Regions from separate parts of the Homo sapiens genome. Here region 1 is linked to region 2. Evidence: chromatin loops called from intact Hi-C (ENCODE). Cell type or tissue: psoas muscle. All regions are shown on one strand. Links, peaks and the distances in the headings refer to the core of each region. The heading gives the core; the rest is flanking DNA. Region 1 has its middle 6.8 kb from the start of ACAP2. Region 2 overlaps PPP1R2 (protein phosphatase 1 regulatory inhibitor subunit 2).

The links. Peaks named below come from ENCODE experiments on the same cell type or tissue, not always from the same donor. Only the 100,000 strongest peaks of a DNase experiment are listed, where the experiment ranks them.
Region 1: a loop joins it to region 2, with 6 times the contacts of the local background. A loop is called at or near these places in 25 of 110 quality-filtered maps.

The regions. Positions count from the first base shown.
Region 1 is chr3:195,446,434-195,453,201 of GRCh38, reverse strand. No RefSeq gene overlaps it. Among named protein-coding and RNA genes, the nearest start is that of ACAP2, 6.8 kb to the right of the region's middle. In psoas muscle, for the core only: no CTCF peak of the experiment used is centred there; a DNase peak (open chromatin) is centred at 2,231.
Region 2 is chr3:195,518,496-195,527,447 of GRCh38, reverse strand. PPP1R2 (protein phosphatase 1 regulatory inhibitor subunit 2) reads left to right here. Exons shown (of 6, transcript NM_006241.8): 3 at 2,552-2,629; 4 at 3,662-3,756; 5 at 8,263-8,430. It also overlaps the pseudogene RNU6ATAC24P. Among named protein-coding and RNA genes, the nearest start is that of PPP1R2, 20 kb to the left of the region's middle. In psoas muscle, for the core only: a CTCF peak has its summit at 4,998 (motif pointing right); no DNase peak of the experiment used is centred there.

The DNA.
Region 1 (6,768 bases), core at 55-5,054, 72 kb after region 2:
CCTAGTGCTATGGTTTGGCTGTGTCCCCTAAATCTCATGTGTTAGAAATTTAATCCCAGTCTGGCAGTATTGAAAGGGCATTTCAGAGGTGGTTGGAGAGTGAGAGCTCTGCCCTCATGAATGGATTCATGGGCTAATGGACTAATGCGTTAATGGATTAATGGGTCATCAAGAGAGTGGAACTGGTGGTTTCATAAGAAGGGGAAGAAAAGAGGCTGAGCCCGGTGGCTCATGCCTGTAATCCCAACACTTTGGGAGGTCACGGTGGGAGATTGTTTGAGTGCAGTAGTTAAAAACCAGCCTGGGCAACGCAAGATCATGTCTCTACAAAACATTTAGAAGCCAGGCGTGGCGGCTTAACGCCTGTAATCCCAGCACTTTGGGAGGCCAAGATGGGCAGATCACTTGAGGTCAGGATTTGAGACCAGCCTGGTCAACAGTGTGAAACCTCATCTCCACTAAAAGTACAAAATTAGGCTGGCATGGTGGCGCATGCCTGTAGTCCCAGCTACTTGGGAGGCTGAGGCAGGAGAATCGCTTGAACCCAGCAGGAAGAAGTTGCAGTGAGCTGAGATTGCACCACTGCCCTCCAGCCTGGGCAACAGAGTGAGACTCCATCTCAAAAACATAAATAAAAAAAATAAATTTGCTGAGTGTGGTAGTGCATAACTATAGTCCCAGCTACTCTGGAAGCCTAGATGGAAGAATTGCTTGAGACCTGGAGGATGAGGCTGCAGTGAGCTGTGATCACGCCGCTGCACTCCAGCCTGGGTGACAGAGTGAGACCCTGTCTCAAAAATGATTAATAGTAAATAAACTTTGAAAATTAAAAAAAAAGAGGAGAGAAACCTGAGCAAGCATTAGCACGCTCAGCCTCTCACCACGTGATCCCTTGCCCTACCTTGGGGACGCCACGGAGTCCCCACCAGCAAGAAGGTTCTCACAAGGTGCAGCCTGCCCCCCGAGAAGACCTTGGACTTCTCAGTCTCCATAACTGTAAGAAATAAATCTTTTCCTTTACAAATTACCTAGATTCAGGGATTTTGTTATAAGCAACATAAAGCTGACTAAGACACCTAAGAGTATCAGGTGCTGGGCTAGGTTCTAGAGCTACAAAGATGAAATGAACATAACATCACCACCCAGAAGGTCTAGCAAGTATACAGACATAAAAATCTCAAATTGTAATACTGAACTGAACCCTGTTCCAACACTATGTACAACAGGTGACAGAACAACCGGAATCCCAAAGTCACATCACTGTGATGGGAAAGTACCTGAGGAGATTCCATTTAAGCCAAATTTTAAATAATAAAGGGGAGTTCACCAGGTCCACAAAAGGGAGAAGGCCCATTCAGGCTGAAGAAACATTGTGTACCCAGGTGGGCGTGAGAGAGAGGCACGCTGAAACAAGCGAGAGCATTCAACTCCTTCATGGATGGATGAACCTATTTGCAGTAGAGAGACTGGCAGCAAAGAAGGCAGGAAAGGTTGGCAGGTGCTGGATATTGAAGGGACCTTATTTGTGAAATTAGAAATTCAGTGTTTATCCTACAGACCTGTGGTTTTCCAACTATACTCAGTGGAGCTGTGAGTGCTCCTTGGAGTCCACACAGGGGCCATCCGGGGGTGGGCAGTGGGGCCAGGCGGGCAAGGCTCTGGGTCTCCCATTCCTGTTTCAACCTCACCAACTCTGCTTTTGCCTACTTAATGGTGGGCATCAGTGAAATACTTTTTCTTTTAAATAAAGGGTTTCATAGTTAGGGAAAGCTGAAAAATGATAGCTTAGGCAATGACCAACCCTTGAAGAATCTTAAGCAGGAAAGTGGCATGAGTTTCCCAGGTGGAAAGACTTGGAAACAGTGGCAAATGCTGAGGAGACGTCAGGAAAACAAGTACTGAAAGTGTGCTTTGGGTTTGGCCGTTGGAAAGTGACCTTCCTGAAACAGTTGGTAGGGAGCAGGGGTGTTGGAGAGAGTGGAGAACAGAATGCAGAGGATATTGGAATGAATGGGAGGAGAAACTGTGGAGTAGGGAGTGGAGACTGTGCTGTTAAAGAGTCTTAGATATAAAGCAACGGAAGGAGATTTGGCAATAGTCAGAGGGGAATTTTTCCAACTCACATGTCCCCCTTCTTGGCTAAGAGATTTCCCAACTACAAGGTCACAGGGGCAGACTCTCAGGAGCCATGTTTGTACACAGCTGCCTCCTTGACTGTAGTTGATTGGCCTCTGTGCGGGGTACAGCATCCAAGGTGGGCCAATACTTCCTCCAAGAAATTTAGATTTGGGGCCTAGAGAGAAAGCCCATCCTCTCCGGTTGGTTGGGTAGTGTTGGGAGCTGCTGCCTGGAGAGTCAGATGAAGTAAGCTGCAGATGTGGAAATGGGCAGACAGGAAGGAGCTGCCGGCTTTACAGGCCCTCGTTCTAAATCCTTCTCAAGTTTCAAGGAAAGCCAGCCATCTGGTTCTGGGTGAAACTAACCCATCATGAACCCTTTGTTTTCATTAACTCACATAGTTTCTCTTACAACAAAAATAATCCTTTCTGATACAGACGGTGTATGATTTTCTTCTCTTTCTTCCAAAGACAGAAGAATGGTCAGTTGAGAGTTTGAAGGTACAGAGAAGGAGGGGATAATTGATAGAGCCATTCTCCAAAGAGAACAGAAGGGGTGGATTCCCTAGAGCACAGATCAGGAGTGGCAGAAAGAGATGCCACCTTCCTCTGAGATAGGTGGGTAAGAAGTAAGAAAAGTGCGAACATAGATGAGTATGTGGGCTGGGGGTAGAAGAGTGTTCCTAATGACTCTTATTTTCTTTTTGAGGACCCAATGTTGTTTGCAAATCATGAGTGGGGTGGGGCACATTTGCTGGGAGGCTTGAGGAGAGCAGCAAGGTTTGAGAACAGCCATTGTGCCAGTGGGCCAGGGAACTGGTCACAGATAAATAATACAAAGACAGTTGAGATGAGGCGCGGTGGCTCACGCCTGTCATCCCAGCACTTTGGGAGGCCGAGGCAGGTGGATCACCTGAGGTCAGGCGTTTGAGACCAGCCTGGCCAACGTGGTGAAACCCCGTCTCTACTAAAAATAGAAAAATTAGCTGGGTGTGGTGGTGGGCACCTGTAATCCTAGCTACTCGGGAGGTTGAGGCATGAGAATCACTTGAACCTGGGAGGTGGAGGTTACAGTGAGCCAAGATTGCGCCACTGGACTCCAGCCTGGGCGACAAGAGCAAAACTCCATCTCAAAAAAAAAAAAAAAAGACAGTTGCAAATCCTAAGTATGTGGTGGTGAACACAGTGATGGAGACTCAGTGATAGAGTCTCATGTGCTGGTGAATGCAATGATAGAGTCTCCCTAAAAGCCTTCACCCATTTGCCTACTTATTCCCCCTTAAAATACAAATCAGGCCACGTACAGCAGCTCATACTTGTAATTACTTCGGGAGTCTGAGGCAGGGAGGATCACTTGAGCTCCGGAGTTCCAGATCAGCCCCAGGCAACACAGTGAGACCCACCTCTACAAAACGTACAAATATTAGCCAGGCGTGTGGCGTGCACCTGTACTTCCAACTACTCGGGAGGTTGAGGATGGAGGATCACTTGAGTCTGGGAGGTCGAGGCAGCAGTGACTTATGATCACACCAGTGCACTCCAGCACAAATCAGATGATACCATTCCTCTGTTTAGATTTTTCCAATGGCTTCCTGCTGCTTTACAATAGAAATTATTTCTAATCTTGCTCAGCAACTAGGAGAGGAGAAAGCAGAAGGAAAATGCTTGGATCAATCCCGAGCTGTGGGTATGAAACTGCCCTGAGGTGGAGGGAGAGACAGGGTGGTATACCAACAGCCTGGGAGAAAAAAGGAATACTGGCATGGGGGTGGGAGTGGGAACGTGAGTATGAAGTGAATATATGGGAATGAGACAACTAGAGACATCTATGCTGAGCTTGTGCATGGGATGTTCTGGGTGAGAAAATGGTATAAGATGAGAACATTTAAGGACTTTCTGAAGCAACATATTTTGAGATAAACTTTCTCCCCTTTCTATGAATAGCACTACCTATTACCCAGTCACCCAGATCTGCAACCTGGAGTCATCCGAGGAGTTGTCTTTATTTTTTCCTTCTCCCCACATTTGGTTGGCCATCAGATTCTTTCAATTTTTTAAATTAATTAATTAATTAATTTATTTATTTATTTTTTGAGATGGAGTCTTGCTCTGTCGCCCAGGCTGGAGTGCAGTGCTGCCATCTCGGCTCACTGCAAGCTCTGCCTCCCGGGTTCACGCCATTCTCCTGCCTCAGCCTCCCGAGTAGCTGGGACTACAGGCGCCCGCCACCACGCCTGGCTAATTTTTTGTATTTTTAGTAGAGAAGGGGTTTCACCGTGTTAGCCAGGATGGTCTCCATCTCCTGACCTTGTGATCCACCCGCCTCGGCCTCCCAAAGTGCTGTGATTACAGGCGTGAGTAACCGCGCCCAGGCCTCAATTTTATTTCTTAAACATCTCTTGCTTGCAATTGCATCAGTTGAAAATGTCCCACTCTCCATTAAGATGCAAATAAGATTATGTCACTCCCAGGCTTAAATTCTTCCAGTGGCTTTCCTTCGCTTTAATATACACAGTCCTTAGCATGGCATACAAGGTTCTTTGTAATGTCTATATTGATGGTGTACGATCCTTTCTGATACAGATAGTGTATGTATCAGAAATTCATTTCTTCTTTTCTAAAGCCATATTCTCGATTTACCATGCTTGAAGACCATGTGTTTCTCTTGCTTCTGTGCTTCAGTCAAAATAGTTCCTTGTGACTAACAGTCCTTTGACCCTTTGAAAGACATTCCTCACCTTTTCTTAGATCTTACTTTTTTAAGATTCTTCATATCTATGGAGGTATGAGAACACTAATTTCCTTCCTTAGGAGAAATGACTATCAGATTACAGTAGGCCACTGTAAATACTCAAAGACTGCTGGCACAGAACTTACCATAGTCTGAGAGTTGTAGGGGGAAAAGATTATTTATCTCACCTATAAGTCTCACAGTCTATTTATTTATTTATTTATTTAGAGACAGCGTCTCACTCTGTTGCCCATGCTGGAGTGCAATGGTGCGATCTCGGCTCACTGCAACCCCCACCTCCCAGGTTCAAGCGATTCTCCTGCCTCAGCCTCCCAAGTACCTGGGATTAAAGACATGCGCCACCACACCTGGCTAATTTTGTATTTTTAGTAGAGACAGGGTTTCACCATGTTGGTCAGGCTGGTCTTAAACTCCTGGCCTCAGGTGATCCACCCGCCTTGGCCTCCCAAAGTGCTGAGATTACAGGCGTGAGCAACCGCATCTGGCCTTTTTTTTTTTTTTTTTTTGAGATGGAGTTTCCCTCTTGTCATCCAGGCTGGAGTGCAATAGCATGATCTCAGCTCACTGCAACCTCCGCCTCCCTGGTTCAAGCAATTCTCCTGCCTCAGCCCTCCCAAGTAGCTGGGATTACAGGCACAGTGCCACCACACCTGGCTAATTTTTGTAGTTTTAGTAGAGATGGGGTTTCACCATGTTGGCCAGACTGGTTTTGAACTCCTGACCACAAGTGATCTGCCCGCCTTGGCCTCCCAAAATGCTAGGATTACAGGCGTGAGCCACCGTGCCCAGCCTCTCAGAGCCTATTATAAGGTCTGGCCAGAATAAATGCTCAATGAATATTATTGAATGAAAGAAAAATGAGTGAATGTTGATGTCACCTTAGTTGATGGTGGAAGTTGGGATGAAGGACTGTGAGTCAGGAGCCGAAGTCCTGGATGAACGTGAGTGTTTACTAGCTGTGTTTTATGGGGCCGAGCTATCAACATTTTCTTACAGGGAAATTGCCTTGACTACTAGTCAGCCATCATGCAGCCCCCATCCCTGCAGAAATGATTAGGTTGAGTGATTCCATCCCTCTCTTGGCTTGCCAGGGACCCACTACCTGTGTGGACTGATATGAAAAGATGAGCTGGGCTAATGTAATTGTCTCCTGGGATCTGTGAGTTGGGAAACAGATTTAAGCAATTAACACCAGGAGCCGAAGTTGAAAGGCTGTATAAAGAATTGTCAGCCAGGCGCAGTGGCTCATGCCTGTAATTCCAGCACTTTGGGAGGCCGAGGTGGGCGGATCTCTTGAGGTCAGGAGTTTGAGACCAGCTTGGCCAACATGGCTAAACCCTGTCTCTACTAAAAATACAAAAATTAACCGGGCATAGTGGCATGAGCTTGTAATCCCAGCTACTCAGGAGGCGGAGACAGGAGAATCTCTTGAACCCGGGAGGCGGAGGTTGCAGTGAGCTGAGATTGTGCCATTGCACTCCAGCCTGGGCAACAAGAGCGAAACTCCATCTCAGAAAAAAGGAGAAAAAAAAAAAAAGAATTGTCAAGAAATATCTAGCAGAGGTTGCAGAGTGGCCCTGAAACTTATTTTTATAACCTGTGCAATGTTCTGTAATATTTTGAAAGGCTTGTCAATATTTGAAAACAGGGAGATTTCACATGAAAATCTGGCTGTTTGGCGTCTCTCATTAAATCTGAGGTCTGGTATGGCAGGAACTGACTGGAGCTGAGAAGGACACAGGGCACATGCTTTCTGTTCGTCATAGCCTCCACCACCGCATGCTGCTCACACCTGGAAAGTTTCATTGTTTTATATTACCCACTGGGAGCCTCTAGAGGAATCAGTAGCAATGATAGATTGTATGCAAACCAGGTTCACAGGGGAACAGAACCTAGAGG
Region 2 (8,952 bases), core at 2,183-7,182:
GACAGAGTCTCACTCTGTCACCCGGGCTGGAGAGCAGTGGCACGATCTCAGCTCACTGCAAGCTCCATGTCTCAGGTTCAAGAGATTCTCGTGCCTCAGCCTCCCAAGTAGCTGGGATTACAGGCACCCACTACCACGCCTGGCTAGTTTTTGTATTTTTAGTATTGACAGGGTTTCACCGTGTTGGCCAAGCTGATCTCAAACTCCTGACCTCAAGTGATCCACCCACCTCAGCCTCCCAAAGTGTGGGATTACAGGCATGAGCCACCACGCCCTTCCCCAAAGAACTCTTGCCCAGGAGTTCAAGACCAACCTGGGCAACAGAGTGAGACTCTTATCTCCACAAAAAAAATTAAAACAAATTAGACTAAGCACAGCAGCTCACGCCTGTAATCCCAGCACTTTGGGAGCCTGAGGCGGGTGGATCACCTAAGGTCAGGAGTTCAAGACCAGCCTAGCCAACATGGTGAAACCCCGTCTCTACTGAAAATACATAAAAATTCCCAGATGTGGTGGTGGGCGCCTATAACCCCAGCTACTCGGGAGGCTGAGGCAGGAGAATCACTTGAACCTGGGAGGCAGAGGTTGCAGTGAGCTGAGATCGCGCCATTGCACTCCAGCCTGGGCAACCAGAGCGAAACTCTGTCTCAAATAAAAAAAGTAAAATTATCCAGAGGTGGTGGTGTGTACTTGTAGTCCCAGCTAGCTAGGAGGCTGAGGCAGGAGGACTGTCTGAGCCCTGGAGGTTGTAGCTGCAATTAGCCATGATCACGTCATTGCACTCCAGCCTGGATGACAGAGGGAGACCTTATCTCTAAAGAAAAAGAAAAAAAATTTCAGAATAGCTATGGCCATTATTTTTTGACTGTTTATAAATATAATTTGAATGGTAGATATTTGCCATTCAAATAACCAGAAAAGTTATTTGGTCCCTAAGTAATTGAGGCTATGTGCATGCAGAGATAACCTGTGTCCTGCTTTTATCAGTTCACTGCTCAGTTTTATCATTTCTTTCCATGACTTTCTTTTTTCTTTTTGAGAGTTTCATTTGGCCAGCCATGGTAGCTCATCCTTGTAATCCCAGCACTTTAGGAGGCTGAGGTGGGAGGATTGCTTGAGCTCAGGAATTGGAGATGAGCCTGGGCAACATAGAGAGACCCCGTCTCTACAAAAAATAAAAAGAATTAAGCCAGGAATGGTAGCACATGCCTGTAGTCCCAGCTACACAAGAGGCTTAGGTGGGAGTATCACTTGAGCCCGGGAAATTGAGGCTGTAGTGAGCCGTGATGGTGCCACTGTACTCCTGGGTGACAGAATGAGACCCTGTCTCAAAAAAAAAAAAAATTTTATTTAAGTGAAGATGCTTTTTATAGAAACATCATGTCTTATTATCTAAGAATCTCACAGTTAGTATACAAGAAGTTATTGCTTCTGTATACATGTACATATATAAACATAATTCAGTAAATTTTACAACTAGAATTTTCTATAGAACGATTCTATAAATTAACAAAATGTTTATTTTACCTTACTTTGCTTGATTAAACTCAATAACATAGATCAATTTCAACTTCCCTTAGAAAAAAGAACGTCATCTAAACTATAGACTTACTTGTCACCTTAATTAACCAGGAAATGTATAAACTGGCAGTATTTTATAAATAGCTGAGTTCTGCTTTATATACTTTGCAGTGGCTTAAGAATTAAGGTTGCCCATTTTTGCATTGAAGTGGGGAGCAAATTTTTCATTAGAGGGTAGAGTGAGAAAGCTAAATCACTTGTAAACTTCCGAAATTAGATCTTTGGGATCGAATTTTGTTACTTTACTCAGTCTTGTGTCTGCGTAGATCTTTTGTCTCTATCTTAAGATTGATGTAGAAATACATGTTCTAAAACCAGACAGTGATTTACTTTGCATTACTTGTTCCTTCCCACTGGATGGAATAATTGGAACTTTGTAGTATTTTTTTTTCCAGATCATTTACGTTTTCAGTACAGTTATTCCTCATTATCCATGGAGGTTTCAGGACCTCCCTCAGATACCGAAATCCTCAGACACTCAAGTCTCTGATATAAAATGGCATTGTAGATGTATATAATTATGCACATCCTCCTGTATGTGTTAAATCATCTCTGTGTTAGTTATATTACCTAATAAAATGTAAATACTGTGCAAATAGTTGTTACACACTGTATCATTTAGGGAATAATGATAAGAAAAAAGTCTACATGTTTAGTACAGAGGAAATTTTACTTTTCTCTGGCTATTTTCAATCCACGGTTGAATTCATGGATGTGGATCCTGTGGATATGGCAGGCAGACTGTATTTATGTGTTTTTTTTAATCATTTGGAGTCTTTTCTTGATTGGGTGCTGTACTTTTAAGTATTTGTATTGAATAGGAACTATATAAAGTTAAACCTCAAAGATATCAACAGAGCTATAAATATATTGATATGTTAAGTAGGTTGATGGAATTGTTTTTCTCCCTTGTTTTTGTGGCTGAAAATGTATGTTTCAGGTATTAATTACAATGTGCTTGTCATACTAGTATGATGGGGGATGATGAAGATGCCTGTAGTGACACCGAGGCCACTGAAGCCATGGCGCCAGACATCTTAGCCAGGAAGTAAGTACTAATGACCGGAGCACATTTTCACTTAGGCTGTTTATAATCGTGCAGAGTTGAAAGCAGCCTGCGTGGCTGTCCCTGTATGAGCGGGAAGAAAAGGCTGTTGATCAACATGTTTTATGCCGACTTTTTTTTCCTTTTTTCCCCCTTTTTTCACCTTCTGAGTCACCAACTTTTATAGTCTTGTCTCTTGATTAAAATCAAGGTATGTAGGTGGCAGGAAGACCAGCGTACCTGCACTTGGGATACTGAAATGTGTCACTTCCCTGTGGGGGGTTTTATTTGTTTTCTGAGACAGAGTCTCGCTCTGTCATTCAGGGTGGAGTGCAGTGGTGTGATCTCAACTCACTGCAACCTCCACCTCCCAAGTTCAAGCAATTCTCGTGCCTCAGCCTCCCCAGTAGTAGCTGGGATTACAGGCCCATGCCACCAAGCCTGGCTAATTTTTGTATTTTTAGTAGAGACAGTGTTTTGCCATATTGGCCAGGCTGGTCTCGAACTCTTGACCTCAAGAGATCCGCTGGTTTCAGCCTCCTAAAGTTCTGGGATTACAGGGGTGAACCACCGCGCCTGGCCCCTGCTTCCTGTTTTTAAAGGTAGCAGTGAGAAAGGCAAAAATAAGTTAATTCATAAAAGCACTCTTCCTTTGCTACTTACTGATTTCTAGCACCCATTCCACTGTTCTTGTCTATGCCCATTTCTACTCTTTTTATTCTTTTTTTTTTTTTGAGACAGGGCCTTGTTCTATCACTCAGGCTGGAGTGCAGAGGCGCAATCAAAGCTCATTGCAACCTCAAACTCCTGGGTTTAACTAGTGCTCCCACCTCGGCCTTCCAAATAGCTAGGACCACAGGCGTGTACCACCATGCCCGGCACGTTTCTGCTCTCTTGCCTTTTATTTTCCTCATCAGGTTATAGCTAGCACATTAATGATCTTCAGATGTTTTTGTAAGAATCAACAGTTGAATAAGGCGCTTAAATAATATCAAAACATCACTGTTAATTTCTTTGTACATGATTGTTGCATAGATTAGCTGCAGCTGAAGGCTTGGAGCCAAAGTATCGGATTCAGGAACAAGAAAGCAGTGGAGAGGAGGATAGTGACCTCTCACCTGAAGAACGAGGTAGTTTATTTCCTTTACTGCTTTCATCATGGTGCTAGTAATTTTTGCTAAGATAAATCCATTATTTGGAAGATGAGCAAATGGTTTTCATTTTGGGGACACACAGGGGAGGAGAATGAAAGCAACATCTTTATAATTCAGATACTACTTGTGTGTTTTGTTGTGTAATAGTTTTTTACCCCTGATTTCAAGAATATGGGGAAGTATTACCATCTTTAAAGTAATTATAAGTATTATTTTCTTTGTACTTTTTAGTGCAGAGTAGATACTCAGTAAATACTTTTTAAATTAATGCATTTCAAGTCATTGAGCGTTTGGACGGTCTTAAAGTGGGTAGCTGAAAGAGCTAATTTCCCAGTTGCTTATGCTTTTTGTGTTGTTGGACAGTGATGCAACTTAACAAATGAACCAAGATGATCAGATGCAGAGTGAAGGTCTTTATTAGGTCCCATCAATCAAAAGGAGCAGTAGTGTCACAGGAAGGGAGATGGAGACAGCCCTCCCCTTCACAGGGATGGAAGAGGGTCTCGTAGGCCATTCAGCACATACACATTTAAGGCATTGCTGCCTGCTCGTGCTTTCTGTTTCCACAAGTAAAAGTGGTTACCCGTGGAGGCTGGGAGAAAAGGAGTATGTCTTATCTTGTTGCATTTTATACTTTTTGATTCATGTGAATATATAATCTTCTCAGGAGTTAAAAAATTGTGTATAGTTTATTTGCAACTATTTTTAAAGGAAAATCCAAGCTTGTGGGTAGAGGGGAAAGATATAAGAAAAGCACATACTCACAAAAAAGAGGAAGAAGGAAAATATGGTAGAAACCTACTTGAAGTGTTGTGGCGTAGGGACTACCTCCTGTACCGTGAAGAAGCTGAGAAACTTTAGAACGAAGGATCTTTGTCGTGTAGCTGCTAAGATATCATTTACTAGTCTTTCCTATCATCTTCAGAATATAGCCTGTTCAACAGAGCTATGATGGGCTGAGCCTAATATTTGTACGAGAGAAATTTTACATGTAGCATATTCTCAAGTTGTATTGTATCTCAACTTTCAGTGACTTTCCATTTATTTTCCCAAAATATACCCCAAAAGATCCTTGAAAAGTATTTCAAATAGAAATAGTTTCTGGAGTTTGTTTCCTCATTACTCTCTAAAAACATGATCTGTTGAGAATAAGGAATTTTTTGTTAATGTCAGTTTTAATTGAGGGATGTTTTTCTCAAGTTGTGATTTCATGAGTCAACCAGCAGGGGGAGCCATTTGACTAATTATAATTTCATTAATTCATTTTCCACTGGTGGGGTTATTACTGAATTATATAGATGTTACGTGGCTGAAAAATTGTTGTCTATTGACAGTAGATAGCTTAGGGAGAAAAACTGTAACTCACAGCATAACAATTAAGATTATTGTCTAAGAAGACAGACAAACCTAAGTTTGTGCTCCAGGTATGCCACTTGGCTAATTTGCATAATTTCTCCGAGCCTCCGTTTTCTCATTTCTAAATTGGCAGCTGTAAAAATATTTTGGTGACTACTAAATGAGTTAAAGCATTTAAAGCACTTATCACTGATCTTGGCATATTGTGAGCACTCACTAAATACTAACTTTTAACAACTTAAGATATTCCCCCATAAAAAGTAAAAGTAGGTATAAAAAGAATAATTCACTTGTTGTATTCATATAAATAGTCTGCCTTAACCTTTTTAAATGTTAGTTATGACTTATTAAGAATCATGATGGCCGGGTTTGGTGGCTTATGCCTGTAATCCCAGCACTTTGGGAGGCTGAGACAGGAGGATCTCTTGAGGCCAGGAGTTTGAGACCAGCCTGGCCAACATGGCGAAACCCCATCTCTACTAAAAATACAAAAATTAGCCAGGCATGGTGGTGGGCGCCTCTAATCCCAGCTACTCGGGAGGCTGGGGCACAAGAATTGCTTGAACCTGGGAGGTGGAGGTTGCAGTGAGCCGGTATCATGCCACTGCACTCCAGGCTGGGTGACAGAGTGAGACTTTGTCTTTAAAAAAATAAATAAGTACATAAATAATCATGATGCACAGTTTCAAAAACACTGGCTCATACTGAGAAAATAATAGAACAAATGCACAATATATTTTATATATATAGTCTTAAAAACATTGAAAATTGCTGATATACCTTCACAAAATAAAAACAAACCAAAAGAAACATTGAAAACATGAAGGAAATCAGAAATCTTTAACCAAAAATAGGGAATTAAATTATGACTCAACAACTTGTAACGATTTTAAAATTACATAAATCATTATGGCAGAATGTTTACTGTATGTTCATATACTTTATTGTCTAAACTGGGTAATTATTGCAGTTCTTTTTTTTTTTTTTTTTTTTTTTTGAGACAGAGTCCTGCTCTGTCGCCCAGGCTGGAGTGCAGTGGCGCGATCTTCGCTCACTGCAACCTCCACCTCCCAGGTTCAAGTGATTCTCCTGCCTCAGCCTCCTGAGTAGCTGGGATTACAGACGTGTGCCACCACGCCCAGCAAATTTTTTGTATTTTCAGTAGAGACGGGGTTTCACCATGTTAGCCAGGATGTTCTCAAACTCCTGACCTCATGATCCGCCCTCCTCGGCCTCCCAAAGTGCTGGGATTACAGGCGTGAGCACTGCGCCCGGACTTCAGTATAAGTTTTAAAAATATAAGTATAGATGTTGATAAAAGCTTAGGGAATTAAGAAAGTACTGGCCAGGTGCGGTGTCTTACACCTGTAATCCCAGTGCTTTGGGAGGCTGAGGCAGGTGGATCACTTGAGGTCAGGAGTTCAAGACCAGCCTGACCTACATGGTGAAACCCCGTCTCTAGTAAAAATCAAACAAAGAGAAAGTACTTTGGAGGCCAGGTGTGGTGGCACGCATCTGTAGTTCCAGTTACTTGGGAGGCTGAGGTAGGAGGACTGCTTGAGCCCAGAAGTTGGAAGCCAGCCTGGGCAACAGTGAGATCTCATCTCTAAAAATTAAAATTTAAAAAAAAGAAGAAAGTACTGTAAATACCCTTATTGAGAGATGTCTCTGCTTTTTAAAAAGTAAATAAATAAATTTTTGAGCTACGGTCTCACTTGTCAACCCAGGCTGGAGTGCAGTGGCATAGTCGCGGCTCACTGCAGTTTCAGCCTTCTAAGCTTAGCCAGTCCTCCCATCTCAGCCTTCCCAGTAGCTGGGACCACAGTCGTGTACTACCACACCCAGCTAATTTTTTGTAATTTTTTTGTAGAGATAGGTTCTTGCCATGTTGCCCAGGCTGGTCTTGAACTCCTGGGATTACAGGCATGAGCCCCAGCATCTGGCCTCTGTGCATTTTTGACATTGAAATATTTTGATGAAATTTTTAATAAAACAATGGTGAAGCCAGGCGCAGTGGCTCATGCCTGTAATCCCAGCACTTTTGGAGGCCAAGGCAGGCGGATCACCTGAGGTCAGGAGTTGGAGACCAACCTGGCCAACATGATGAAACCCCGTCTCTACTAAAACTACCAAAATTAGCCAGGAGTGGTAGCACATGCCTGTGATCCCAACTACTCGGGAGACTGAGGCAGGAGAATCGCTTAAACCTAGGAGGCTAAGGTTGCCGTGAGCCAAGATTGCACATTGCACTCCAGCCTGGGCAATTAGAGTGAAACTCCATCTTGAAAAAAAGAAAAAATAAAACAACGGTGAATAATTTTAATGCTGTTCATTGGTAAAATAGCTGGCAATTTTATATTGGCCCCCCCTTTTCTGTTGTTTTTTTTTTTTTTTAATTTTCTGATCTAAGGAAGTTAAAAACCTTAAAATTATGTATTCATAAATAGTTGCTCTAGTGTGATCAGTTGTGTTGCTGCCAGCTTTATGTTTCTATGGTGAAGACTAAAATGAAATATTTTGGAGTCACTTCACCATTACTTTATAATACGTTTTTCTTAAAATTACTCTGAAAATGAGGTTACGTTTTTAGCCAACAATGTCTTAAATCATGGCAGTTTCTTAACAGGTAAGAATTGTTTTAAAGGATTTTTTCTTAATTATAAAAATAGAAAATAATAAAATATTAAAACTACTTCATTGTTCCTTGACTCAGAATTAAACACTGTTAATTGCTGAGTCTTATTTTTCTCTCTGTGTGTGTATGTGACAGGCATTGTACATAGTAAATATAGTATATGGTGTTGTAACTCGCTCTTTTGTCACCATTTAACTCTTTCTGGATAATTTTCCCATAGCTTTAATCTTTCTTCACAAATATAATTTCTAATGGCTGGATATATTCTTGTTCTTCCATTGAGATGAATGCCAGATAGTAAATATTTTAAATTTTGCAGGGCCCAGTGGTCTCTATTACGAACTACTCAACTCTGCCATTGAACACAAAAGCAGCCTTAAGCATGACAAAAACAAATGAGCATCACTGTTTCAATAAAATTTTATTTATAAAACAGGCATGGGCCAATCCTTGAGCTCAAACTTCCTAAGTTTACATTTTGCATCTTATAGAAAAAAAGCGACAATTTGAAATGAAAAGGAAGCTTCACTACAATGAAGGACTCAATATCAAACTAGCCAGACAATTAATTTCAAAAGACCTACATGATGATGATGAAGATGAAGAAATGTTAGAGACTGCAGATGGAGAAAGCATGAATACGGAAGAATCAAATCAAGGTTAGATGTTTGGAAAATGTCACTGAGACTTTTGTAATGGTCTATGCCTAAGATAATGTACTTTATTTTGCTTTAAACTTGTGAAAAAACAGAAAATTTTGCTGAGATTCGCTTTATTATACCAAATGTTTCTAAAGTTTTAACCCGCATGGCCAATTTCAGAATAATAAAGTTTTTATACCTAGAGTTGATTTGATTTTAGACCATATGTTTTATTATATGGCTTTCTTATGGTTTACTTGCCTTTAGGCAAGGATGTTTGTCTTCATATTAAGCTATATTTTGTTTTGAATATTTTAGGTCATGTTGTATTTGTCATAACGATCTAAAATTTAAAATTTTTAAATGAAACTTTTTTTTTTTTTTTGAGACAGAGTCTCGCTCTGTCACCCAGGCTGGAGTGCAGTGGCGTGATCTCGGCTCACTGCAAGCTCCGCCTCCTGGGTTCCCGCCATTCTCCTGCCTCAGCCTCCCGAGTAGCTGGGATTACAGGCGCCTGCCACCACGCCTGGCTGATTTTTT